Regions from separate parts of the Homo sapiens genome. Here all the other regions are linked to region 3. Evidence: chromatin contacts called from ENCODE Hi-C or POLR2A ChIA-PET data. All regions are on one chromosome and are shown on one strand. Each heading gives the region's core, a stretch centred on a gene start or an enhancer-like site at or near the end of the contact. The rest is flanking DNA. Distances are from core to core; before and after follow the strand shown. Region 1 overlaps NLRC5 (NLR family CARD domain containing 5). Region 2 holds the start of CFAP263 (cilia and flagella associated protein 263). Region 3 holds the start of CCDC102A (coiled-coil domain containing 102A).

Region 1 (4,324 bases), core at 633-3,132, 520 kb before region 3:
CAGTTTGTTTCTCCATTCATGAGCTTTTGGGTATTTGGGTTGATTTCACTTTTTGACTGTTATGGATAATGCTGGTACAAACATTCATATACAAGTTTTTGTGTAGATGTATATTTTCATTTCTCTTGGAATAGACCTAGGCGTGGAATTGCTGGATTAGATGGTAATTCTATTGTTTTACATTCTAAGGCAGGGGTCCCCAACCCCCAGGCTACAGATCAGTGTCGGTTCATGGCCTGTTAGGAACTGGGCCGCACAGCAGGTGGTGAGCGGCCATCGGGCGAGTATTACTGCCTGAGCTCTGCCTCCTGTCGGATCAGCGGTGCCATTAGATTCTCATAGGAGCACAAACCCAGTTGTGAAATGCGCATGTGAGGGATCTAGGTTGCGAGTTTCTGATGAGAATCTAATGATAAATGTAATGAGCTTGAATCATCCCGAATCCATCCCCCAACCCCAACCCCCGTCCGGGGAAAAAATGATCTCTCATGAAATCAGTCCCTAGGCCAAAAAGTCTGGGGACTGCTGTTCTAAGGAACTGCCAAAACTGCCAAACTGTTTTTCAGAGTGGCTGGACCATTTTACATTCCCACCGGCAATATATACGGTGTCCTGTTTCTTTACATCCTCATCAACATGTGTCTTTTTCATTACAGCCATTCTATGTGGGTGTGAAATGCTATGTGGCTGTGTTTTTCATTTCCATGCAGAAATTTTTAATTTAATTGCTTAGTTAAAAATAATTCTTTAAATTTAAAACACTCATATTGCCATATGTATATTTTTATACTACAAAGTGATACAATTTTTGTTAATTTTCTTGCCTTGATTACTCTTTACCTGTATAGTATTTAAATCTTTACATAAGATCACAATTATAGTGAATAGTAATTTATTCAACTCAAAATCTTCATAGGATTTAGAAAATTTAAGTCCTTTACCAAAGGGATTGACTTCTAACTTCATTAAAGGTTGCGAACAGTATCAAATCCTTGGTAAAGCCACATTCAATCTTTGGCACTCCAGGATTTTGAGCTATAACTGTAGTGATCACTAATATGTCATTTCTAAGCTGACGGTCATAATGACTAAAACCTCTCATAGATTTTAAAATACTTCCTTCAAAGTCAGTAAACATTCCAAGTTACTAAGCTGTTGAACAATTTCTTATTTTGAAGATTTTTTCTGATAAGTTCCAAAGTGTTTCTGATGAAGGAAATAAAAGCTGTCCAGAGAAATCTGAGTCATTGAGGTGAGCACAGATTCCATTGGCTGCTTGTGCTTTCATCATTACAGTACAATTAACTTCAGAAGTCGAGAGATGCTGCAGAATTTTAAGTACCCAAAGTTTCTCAACAAGTTGATTTTCAAGCAAGGTCATTAACTGGGCCATTGTTTTTGCCAATCCTCCAACTTCAGCCATTTGAATCTTGTATGATGAACTCACTTGCTGGTAACCTGGAATATGCTCCTTTGGTGGTTGTGCCTGATAAAAGTCAACAATACGTTTACAATTTTTTATCCTCAATTCAGAACTTGGTATTTTCATTAAGTCACCCAGAAGCGCAACTGAACTAGCAGTATCTCCAGCATAAGTTATTTCATCCGATACTTTCTTTTTCAAAAATGGCAAGCCACACTATTTTATGATATCATATGCAGATTCTACAAAATGCGGCTGGTTTTCAATTTTTACTGCACACAGATTCAGAATTTCAAATGTCTGTACTAAATCCCTTAAGGGAAGTTCATTCTGATAACACTGTACCAGTTTCTTGACAGATTTAAGTTGCTTTTCTTCTAAGCCTTCTTTAGCAGTCTCTTCAAAAAGTTTGATGACACCATTAAGGTCCACAGGCTTCAAAACACCAGTTCCACATGGCGAGGGAGGCCTTGGGAAACATCATCATGATGGAAGGCAAAGGGGAAGTAAAGACCTTCTTCATGGTGGCAGGAAAGAGACAGCATATTGCTATGTATTTTAACACCACTTATTTCCCCCCTTTTTTCTTTCAATATCATGGATTAAATAGTGTATTTTAAATGAGTGTGAGGCTCACTTGGACTCTATTCCATCCCTTTGGCCAATTTTTTTCCATTTTTAATCCAAGAATCTTAAAGTTTGAATGATGGTCACCTTGTTATATATTTTATTATGTTTGGAAGCTTTTTTGCTATTGTCTGATCCTCCCAACAAATAGCCTTTTGATAGAATTGCCTTTATTCGTTTCTTTATATCTAATTCTAACTTAAGATTAGACTTAAAAGTAACTTCAGCGGTTTTATTATGAAATATTTAAGGCATATAAATACTGCCTCTTTTCTCTAAATGACTGCTAATATAATTTTACCAAGTTCTGTTAAAGTATCCTGTTGTACATAAAGTGCTGTTGTTTTTTATCTGCCTGTTAACTTAGAGTGGGTTTTATTTTCTTTCACTTTCTGTGGTCGAAGGCAAGTATGTCTTAGTCAGTTTGGGCTGTTATAATGAAACACTGTAGACTGGGTGGCTTAAACAACAGAAACTTGTTTCTCACGTTCTGAAAGCCGGGAAGTCCCCAATCAGGGAGCCAGCAGGCCTGGTGTCTGGAGAGGATGCGCTTCCTGGTTTGCAGACGGCACCTTCTCATTGTGTCCTCACAGGGCAGAGAGCAAAAAGAAAGGGCAAGCGCTCTCCAGCCTCTTCCTTTTTCCTTTTTTTTTTTGTTTGTTTGAGATGGAGTCTTGCTCTGTTGCCCAGACTGGAGTGCGGTGGCATGATCTTGGCTCAATGCAACCTCTGCCTCCTGGCTTCAAGTGATTCTCCTGCCTCAGCCTCCTGAGTAGCTGGGACTACAGGTGCCTGCCACCATGCCTGACTAATTTTTATGTTTTTATTAGAGATGGGGTTTCATCATGTTGGCCAGACTGGTTTTAGACTCCTGACCTCAAGTGATCTACCTACCTTGGCCTCCCAAAGTGCTGGGATTACAGGCGTGAACCACCGCACCCGGCCTCCAGCCTCTTCTTGTGAGGGCAGTAATCCCATCATAAGGGGTCCACCCTCTTGACCTAATCACTTCGCAAAGGTCCCACTTCCAAATACCATCACACTGGGTATTTAGGCTTCACCAGGTGAATTGGTGGGGGAGGTGGGACACAAACATTCAGTCCACGGCAAGTTTTTATCTCAATTTGCTAAAGCCTCTCTTTATTTCTCCTGTTACAGTGTGATAATGTTTTTTAAAATATCATTTAGCTGGCTGTGGTGACCCATGCCTGCAGTCCCAGCTACTCAGGAGGCTAAGGCAAAAGGATCACATGAACCTAGGAGTTTGAATCCAGCCTGGGCAACATAGAAAGACCCTGTCTCTTAAAAAAATAAATAAATAAATAAATAAATAAATAAATAAATAAATAAATAAAGGAAAGAGGCTGGGCACAGTGGCTCATGCCTATAATCCCAGCACTTTGGGAGGCCGAGGCGGGCAGATCACCTGAAGTCGGGAGTTCAAGACCAGCCTGACCAACATGGAGAAACCCCTTCTCTACTAAAAATACAAAATTAGCCGGGTGTAGTGGCACATGCCTGTAATCCCACTACTTGGGAGGCTGAGGCAAGAGAATTGCTTGAACCAGAAGGTGGAGGTTGTGGTGAGCCGAGATCATGCCATTGCACTCCAGCCTGGGCAACAAGAATGAAACTCCATCTCAAAAAAAAAAAAAAAAAAAAAAAGAAAGAAAAGAAAAGAAGCACTTAAAGAGGCTGAGGCAGGCAGATCACTTGAAGTCAGGAGTTCAAGACCAGCCTGGCCAACATGGTGAAACCTAGTCTCTACTAAAAATACTAGAATTAGCCAGACGTGGTGGCACATGCCTGTAATCCCAGCTACTCGGGAGGCTGAGGCATGAGACTTGCTTGAACCTAGGAGGTGGAGGTTGCAGTGAGCTGAGAACATGCCATTGCACTCCAGCCTGGGCAACAGAGCAAGACTCCATCTCAAGAAAAAAGAAAGAGAGAGAAAGAGAAATATAGACATATGTTATTAGTCCCCCAGGACCTCTTCAAAAGATCTCTCTTTTCCTTTCTTATTTCTAATTACCATACTACATACCACCTCCATTATGTCAGAATGTGCCCTATTTACGTGGATTTGTCTAAAGTCATGGAACTCTGAGTTACATTCCCCGTATTTCACAGAGACACAATCAGAGCACACGCTGATCTTCCGCCTCTCTTCATTTCCTCCATGTACTCTGTAGCTACCTGTTCTCTTCTTTGTTCGTAGGAAGATCTCTGTTGCGTGGTGTGGGAGTTTGTGCCAGCTCATCTTTTTATTGTGCT
Region 2 (4,362 bases), core at 1,041-3,540, 710 kb after region 3:
AAAAACAAAAAACAAAACAAAACAAAAAACAGAGAGAGAAAGAAAAAAAAAAATTAGCCAGGCATGGTGGCATGCATCTGTAGTCCCAGCAACTCTGGAAGGTGAGGTAGGAAGATTGATTGAGCCCAGGAATTCAAGGCTGCATTGATCTATGATCGTGCCACTGCACCGCACTCCAGCCTGGGCAGCAGAGTGTGATCCTGTCTCAAAAAAGTAAAAATAAACTCTCCCTTCCAAAAAAAAAAAAGAACAGAGTTTCCAATTAGATGTGTCCCCTGGGGCCATTTCTCTCTCCACACAAAATAGATGACCAGCCACACCACCACTCACAACTCTGCCAGTTGGGAAGCTTTCCCTCTCTACTGTCTTTCACTACCTTTCGTGAAGTGGTTGTAATGCAGCCACTGTCCATTTTTGGCTTCCAAGCCAGCCCATCTGTAAACTGAGCTCAAGCCTTTGCCTTCTCTTCCAGGTGGTCATGAACTCCCCAAGCCCCTGCAAATATAGTGATAAATTTGAGCTGGGGGAGGGATCCTGGTGCAAATGTGGTGGGTGCCATGTTGGTCTGGGCTACCTGCTCATGCAGCTTACTCATGCTTTCTGGTCCTGCTGGAGCCCAATGCTGGATTAACCATTTCCATTTGCAATGGACTGAGGCTGGGCCTGTCCTGCTTAATAACTCAGCTGGTAGAGGGCAGGACTGGATGCATGGTCACTTGGTACCCCATATATCCAGCGTTCTGTCTCTACCAGGGTATAGTAACAGGCCAGGAGTTATTTCTCAAAAGACACGTAATTCTCTGCTGTGGATTGTATGGTCTTGTTTCAGAATCCTGGGTCCTTTATTGTGATTCTCCTGCTGGGTCTTGCTTTAAGATTCCTGCTGCATCTTTTTTCACCACTGACACCCCCAATGCCATAGAGTCTGTTGTATCACACAGCCCAGTTGGCAGGGCTGTTTGCATCATAGCCTCGAATTGCTACAGAGCCCATTCTTGCTCTGGGTTCACTTGGAGCTGGCATCTATTTATGTCACCTGGGGATAGCATCCATTTGTGTCACCTTGTATATGGACATATTAAGTATTGCTAAATGTGGTCTGCATTGTCCCTAGAACCTAAAGAGGCCTACCACCAGAGAGAAGGTGGTAGGGCTCCAGCTCTCTGCTGTCATCTCCAGTGATTCTATTCTGGCCCCAACCTTGTGCACCCTGAGCAGCAAAACAAAAACCCTCCCTCAGATCCAGGGAGTGCCTGTCAATGCTAATGCATGCCCCTTGCAGGGGAAGGGGGCTGACCCGCTCCCCAAGCACTTCATCACAGCTTGCTTTCTAAGCACATCCAGAGTTCACCCTCCCTAGGAGAAGTCTCCCCGTCCTGCCCTCTGTCCTCTTTCATCCCCATGGGGAGCAGAGAGAGAGCTCCTGTGTTGCCTCCCTGATCCTTACCATGTCCCACATCAGCGTAGAAGTTAACAGCATGGACTTTGGGTTCCACCGGAGCTTGATTCCATTCTTGAGTGGAATGGAACCTAAGCTACTCCATTCCTTGGTTTTCTGATCTGTAAGATGACGGCAATAATACCAACTGTACCAGATTGTTTTGAGGATTTAAGGAGATGACTACGATGCACAGTGTGACGCATGATGTTGCTGTCATCACCCCAGGTTCCAGCGGCTTGTTTAGAGGCTGTTTCACTCATTTAATTGGAAGCTCCTTGAAGATCAGAATGGTCTTTTCCAGACATTCCCCCTAGGATACTAAGGACACAGTAGATATTCAGTAACTATTTAGGGATGTCTCTTGAATGTATACCCATTTTTATCAGCCACGTTTTTTTCCTTCCAGAAATGCAGGATGTTAATATCTGAGAGGAGCTGCTGTTAGCATGTAGGAAGCACCAGGTGGTGAACAGAGCAGGGGCCTCCCAGTGGGACAGGGGAAGAAGGACACTATGATAAATCGTGTTAATTTTCTAGGCCCCAGTTTCCTTATTGGGAGAATGGAGAGATTGATAGATACCATTACAAGGTTGTGGCGAAGGTTTTCATAAACTATGCTTAACACGCTGCCAAGGACACAGTAAGGGCTGAGAAACAGCAGCTGCTATTATTACTATCAATTTAAGAGTTATTGTTAAAGAAGTGAAACTGAACGCGCTTAGGTGTGCGCTCAAAGCCAGCAACCTGGCTGGGTCCGCACGGAGACAGGCGGGGCAGCGCGGGGAGGGGCCACCGGAAGCCCCACCCCTTTCCTCGCGTCCGGTCGCCCGGGCAACGCGCCACCGCGTCGCAGCCGGAGTGACGCGTGGCCGCCGGCACCCGGAGCTCCTGGGCACACGGCATTGGCAGGGGCCGCTTCGGCAGAGTGATGACTGATGATGAGTCCGAGAGCGTCCTCTCCGACTCCCATGAAGGGTCGGAGCTGGAGCTGCCTGTTATCCAGCTGTGCGGGCTGGTGGAGGAGCTCAGGTACCGCCGCCCGCGCCTGGGGGCCGCCCCTCTTCCTCCTAGGCCCTCCTCTCCGGGCGGCCTCGGACTTGGGGACCAGCATGGAGAAGATCCAAGCCCTCACTGAGCACTGGGGAGACTTTTCCTCTTTACTCCTTACTCCACCACCACTGAGCCAACAAGCTGTTGGTGGAGCTAGAACGGGGTGGTAGGGCGAGGGGATGGGGCCGGTGGTGAGAAGCCCAGAGGGTAATTGGGGAAGTGAGGGTTTCAGCCGGAGGAGTCTCTCTCATGCCAGACGGTGTGCTTAGCCGATCCACAATTCTACAGCAGCAATTTGGACCAGGTGACTTCTAAGCCCTTTTCTGATGCTAAGATTCTATGATAAGGCTGGGCGCGGTGGCTCACGCCTGTAATCTCAGCACTTTAGGAGGCCGAGGCGGACGGATCGCTTGAGGTCAGGAGTTCGAGACCAGCCTGGCCAACATGGTGAAACCCCGTATCTACTAAAGATACAAAAATTAGCCAGGCGTGGTGGCGCGTGCCTGTAATCCCATCTACTCTGGAGGCTGAGGCAGGAGAATCACTTGAACTTGGGAGGCGGAGGTTGCAGTGAGCCGAGATTGTGCCACTGCACCCCAGCCTGGGCAACAGAGAGGGACTAAGTCTCAAAAAAAAAAAAAAAAAAAATTATATGATAAAACTAACACGGCAGCAGAATAGAAAGCAAGCTATTGAGATGGTTTTAGTATGAGGCAATGTGTGCCTGAACCTGGATATAAGCATGGAGATGGACAGTAAAGAATGGCCCGATAGTCTGCGTTTATTTTGTTTTATTTTATTTTGCAGTCTGCTTTATATATTCTACTATAGCAAGTAAATTGGATATAAAGATTCCATGATGTAGTTAAGATTAGTTGTACAACTTACTGGTCTTGCACAGAATATCCTAGCTCTAGCAGCTGAATAGATGTTACTTCTATACATCTACAAATACTTTAGGTCAGAACTGAGGTATTATTACTAACAGCTCTCATTTTTGAGTGTTTCTATGTACCATGCATTTACATATATGATCTTATATGATGACACTGCAACCCTAGGAAGTGGGTAAGGAAACAAAGACGCAGAGGTGAAGTCACTTCCCTAAGTTCACACAGTCAGTGGTAGTGCTGGGATTCAAACTCAGGTGTGACTCCACAGACTACATACACCTGGAGCATGCTCTATGCTGAAAAAGCAAGCTACTTTGATAGATTGTGTTTTCCATTCAGCTTTTTCCACTAGTTTGTTTTGTTTTGTTTTGTTTTTGATACGGAATCTCACTCGCTCTGTCGCCCAGGCTGAAGTACAATGGCATGATCTCGGCTCACTGCAACCTCTGCTTCCCAGGTTCAAGTGATTCTCCTGCCTCAGACCCCTGAATAGCTGGGATTACAGGCACCTGCCACCACACCCAGCTAATTCTTGTACTTTTAGTAGAGATGGGGTTTCACAATGTTGATCAGGCTGGTCTCGAACTCCTGACCTCAGGTGATCCACCTGCCTCGGCTTCCCAAAGTGCTGGGATTACAGGTGTGAGCCACCACACCTGGCCCCACTAGTCTTAAAATTCAGCCAAACAGGAATTATTAAAAGTAATAGCAAAAACTGCAATTACTTTTGTACCAACCTAATAGATTAATAACACATGAAAACATCAAAGCTGTTCTCTCTCTCATATACATATACATACATATGTGTGTGTAACACACACACACATACACACGTATGAGAAGTTAAGAAGTTAAAAAGGTTATAACCTTGGCATATACAGGATAAACTAGGTATGTTATCTCTTCCTCTGTTCAAAGTTTTCCAGAGTTTATGATAAACTTCTGGTTGATACTTTTCATCTATTGGGTACTGAAAAT
Region 3 (3,847 bases), core at 912-3,411:
GTGACCCAGTGGTTCCTGTTGCTTGTGGACTTGTCTGGAATATCTCTCCTTCCTTCATCAGCAAACTCCTACACATCCTTCAAAACCCACCTCCAGTGTCCCCTCCCCTAGGAAGCCTTCTCTAACCTCTCTGCACAGAGTATGCTCCCAAAGCACCAGGCACCTCCGTGTTCTACAGCAAAGGCCTTACTTTGAAGTCCACGAGCGAGGGCATCAGCACAGGGCCCAGCATACAGCAGATGCGTGATGGATGGAAGGTACCCCTAAGAAGGTGGTACCACTCTTAGGGGTACCCTTGTGACCATGCAGAGTTTGGGAAGGTTGAGTCATCCTAAAGATCAGGAGTCAGTCGGTGGCCAGGCTCTGAGACAGGTAGGTATCTGAGCCTGTCTGGCCAGGGTTGGAATAAGAGGTCATCTCACGGCCAAGTCGGCTGTCCCACCTTTTACCTGGGGAAGCCTAATTGACCCACTGGGAACAGCGTTGTGTTTTGTCCTCAGCATGTTTGGATGGGTCTCTCCATATCAGTGAGAGGAATGAGCAATGCCAAGGCCTGGACAGGGGCCAGCTGAAGGGATGGGGAGCCCAGTGCCCCAACCCCTTCCCCGGCTCTGAAACCCTGTAGATCCTCCCAGAGCCTTTCAGGTAGGGCCCTGGGACAAGCCCATGGCCACAGGCCTGGCTGTGGACAGAAAGCAGAGCCCAGTGGGAAACCACAGAGGACAGCCTGATTGAATAAGTGCAGGGCCCAAGGCTGGTCAGCCCACAGACTGCGGGCACCTGTCCCTGTGACCTGCTGCCCAGGATCCAGCTGCAGGACCTCTGGGGGGAGCTGGCTGGCGGGAAAGGAAGGGATGGCGGCTAGGCCTCCAGGCTGGACCTAAGCCCAGGGGTAGGCACCCCTGGCCTATTCCCAGGTAGCCCCATCTTAGACTGAGGAGCCACAGAGACAGCCTGGATCATTGATTTGAACTCCTTTCTTTACATATGGACCAACTGAGGCCCAGAGGGACAGCTACGTGTCTGTGTCCACACCGCGGACCAGCAGCAAGGCCAGAGTAGGGAGCTGGTGATGGGATGCCTCCTCTTCTGGATCTTAGCCACCTGAGGGGCACAATGCCCCCGAGAGCACCTACACGATGGGGTCTGCAGGCACCAGGCCAAGTGGATACGCACAGCTGGAATGGTGGGGTGAACCTTCATGGGGACCCAGCCCCACCCCGACCCCAGCCCCACCCCTCTCGGCAACACCGTGAACTCTTCACTCTTGTACAGCAGACATCCCGCTAGTCCCAGCTCCATCACTGATATGCTGTGTGATATCTGCAAGTCCCTGCCCTCTCTGGGCCTCAGTTTCCTTACCTACAGGATGGGGAGAGGCACTAAAAAGATTCCTGAACGCTCTAACAGGTGGGCAGACCTCCCGAACCCAAACCAATCCAACCCCCACAAGAGCCCTGGGAGAGCGGGGGTGGGAAGGTGGACACCACCCCCACCTAAGGTACTGAAACTGAAGCCCCAGCCCTGCGTCGCCTTAGTCCTCACTTAGTCGACCCCTCCCAAGCCGCTGGCCCTGCGAACCGCCCCGCTCCACCTAGCGACGGGCGGAGGGTGGAGGGGGTTCCCGGCCCGCGCCGCGCGGTCCCGCCCACCCCACCGCATGGCCCCCATTGGCAGTCGCCGCGGCTCTGGGCAGGGCGCCGTGCTCTGATTGGCCAGCGCCGCCCGTCCATCCCGCATTCGCCATGGCGACCACGTTGGGTCCCCCGGGAGAGTCCCAAATTCCGTCCCCGCCCGCCGCCCCCTCCCGTCCGGCCCGGGCCGCGGCATTCCGGAGGCGCCTCCCCTCCCCCATCACCCCGCGGCCCCTCCCCACCGGAGACCTGGGGTTCCGGGGGCTGAGGGAGGCCGGGGAGGCGTCTAGAAAGTTCTGCTCTGAGTTCGGGGGTTGCCGCGGGCGCCCCGACTGTGTCTGCTCCTCCAGCACGCCCCACAACTTAACCCCTTCCTTCCCGCGGAAGGCGCGCGGCCTGGAGCAAGTTCCCGGGCCGCCTTGGCCTGCCGCCCCCCGGCCTGCCGCCCCCGCTCACCTCGGGCCGGGACTTGCGGGCTCCGTACGTCCCAGCCGCTGCGGCGGGGTAGAGCGGGCACCGTGCAGCTGCGACCGCCGCCGGAGGGGCCGAGGGAGGGCCGCGGAGTCTCCTCCTCCCTCCCGGGGGGAGGGGAAGCAGGGGGAGCGGCGGGGCCCCCGAAGCGGTCGCAGGCTGCGGCCCCGCTGTGACCCCGGCCCACCGAGCTGCTGGGGTGGGGGCTCCAGCCTAACTTCGGGGCGAGGGGTGCGGGCCGGGGCGGTGGGCTCTGCTGCAGAGCGGGCCGTACCCCAACGGAGGCCCCACCCCCGTGAGGGGCCGAGAGTTGCGGGGGGGCTCGGCTTTCTTGGTTCAGGTTTCCTCAGCGCCAACTACGTACTAGGCGCCCCCAGCAGAAACGGCCACCGCGGGTCCCAGCTCGGCACGTGGAGCGAGCTTACCAAGTCTTCACTGTTGTTACCTGCATTTTTCCCTGGGCCAGCTCTGCCACCGAGTGGAAGTGGGCCAACAAGTCTGTGCCCATCGGGCCTCAGTTTCTCTTTCTGTACAACAGAAGGGTTGACGAAAGCAACCTTGCGCTTGTTAAGAGGTGGGGGGCGCGGGGAGCACTCGGCCCGGCGGGCGGAGACTTTTCTCTGCATTGCGATGGTGGTTGGCAGGCCCTGGGGAATTACGGTACTTCGCCTTCGGGGACGCCCAGCTGTTTTGGGGCTTTCTCTCTATTGGGGGTAGGATGTTTGTGGTCTTGACTGGAAAGCCGGGACAGGCGTCTGGAGGACTCCCCACTACATCCTGTACCCTGGAAGGCCCCCGAGGTGAATCTATTTAAAAGAAGACCAACAATTCACCAAGATGGTGGGGAAAACCTGGCCTGATTGGGATTTTACCTAGAAAAAGAAGCTAAATATTACGAAGATAAATTAGTTTTACCCCGTGATTAACGGAGTTTAGATTATGATTGCAACCACGCACGCCTTAAAATGAACCAAGAATGAATCAGATGTTAACACTGGAAGTCTTGCTTTTTCTTGTAATAGTTGAGTATGTAGCATCCTTCCCTTCTGAACTGGTTTTTGCAGTAAGAGATTCATTTTTGCAAAAATATTTGAGAGCTTCCTCAAACTCAAGGATCACTCTGAATCCTTTGATAGTCCAGTGCCTTTTTTCGGGTCTGGGTCACTTCCCTTGCAGACGTTCCCTTTCTCTGTGGGCAGCGGCTGTTCCATTTCTCCTGCTTTGCTTCCACCAACTTCATGAAATCCCATACGTTGCAAGACTGGCAGTTTCACTTGTCGATTCATTTGCTTTGTATTTGTTATGCGTGGCTGAATGTTGAAAGCGTCTGTTCACCAGCCAGAGATAGATAGGAGATGTATGTGGGGTTTGAGTACTCAGAGGACAAGGGCATCCACATTTTACAGCTGAGGAAATGAAGGCTCAGAGAGGCTCTTGGCTCAGACTTGCACAAGGTCCTACAGCCAGTAACAGCCTTGGATCAAGAGCCCAGAGGTCTTGCCCAGAGTTTTTGGAGGTGGAAATGGGGCTGGGGAAGGTGGTGGAGACTGAGTTGATGGTGCACCTGAACTCCAGCTATAACCTCATCACTATCAGGCCTTCTCTCCTTAGGAAGAAGCAGTAAATATTGTCCTGAGGATGTCTTTTGCAGGGGCTAGGGTGGGGTGACGTGACCCACCCGATCGTAGAACCAAAGTAGGTGCTGGCCACAGGTTTTGGCAGCTCGCATGATGTTATCTTAG

Evidence for each region. A loop is a pair of places that touch in the nucleus more often than their neighbours do. ChIA-PET counts read pairs that join two places held with the same protein, here RNA polymerase II (POLR2A). Pooled maps may share reads with other maps.
Region 1: a pooled map shows a loop between it and region 3 (5-fold over the local background). The contact joins the enhancer-like site here to the promoter of CCDC102A in region 3. A Hi-C loop is called at or near these places in 2 of 37 single-sample maps with no recorded cell type and 9 of 50 pooled maps. POLR2A ChIA-PET finds 5 or more read pairs at or near these places in 1 of 52 experiments (GM12878).
Region 2: a loop to region 3 is called in a map with no recorded cell type, with 7 times the contacts of the local background. The contact joins the promoter of CFAP263 here to the promoter of CCDC102A in region 3. A Hi-C loop is called at or near these places in 1 of 168 maps with a recorded cell type or tissue (B cell), 14 of 37 single-sample maps with no recorded cell type and 8 of 50 pooled maps. POLR2A ChIA-PET finds 5 or more read pairs at or near these places in 1 of 52 experiments (GM10248).

The regions. Positions count from the first base shown.
Region 1 is chr16:57,012,234-57,016,557 of GRCh38, forward strand. All of the region lies in intron 1 of NLRC5 (NLR family CARD domain containing 5), which reads left to right. It also overlaps the pseudogene CFAP69P1. Among named protein-coding and RNA genes, the nearest start is that of NLRC5, 25 kb to the left of the region's middle. RefSeq lists enhancers at 2,376-2,425, 2,466-2,625, 2,756-2,805. Within about 2 kb of position 1,883, at least 16 of the 41 ENCODE cell types and tissues checked have a DNase peak (open chromatin) inside an H3K27ac peak, as active enhancers do; they include GM12878, where a contact is called at or near this core.
Region 2 is chr16:58,247,646-58,252,007 of GRCh38, forward strand. It overlaps CFAP263 (cilia and flagella associated protein 263), which reads left to right and starts at 2,291. Exons shown (of 9, transcript NM_014157.4): 1 at 2,291-2,470. The coding sequence starts at 2,370. It overlaps LOC105371293 (a long non-coding RNA gene), which reads right to left and starts at 2,214. Exons shown (of 4, transcript XR_933630.2): 1 at 2,022-2,214; 2 at 1,448-1,759. RefSeq lists a silencer at 2,122-2,601.
Region 3 is chr16:57,534,410-57,538,256 of GRCh38, forward strand. CCDC102A (coiled-coil domain containing 102A) reads right to left here and starts at 2,162. Exons shown (of 9, transcript NM_033212.4): 1 at 2,091-2,162. It also overlaps a transcript of ADGRG5 not described here. RefSeq lists a silencer at 1,455-2,404.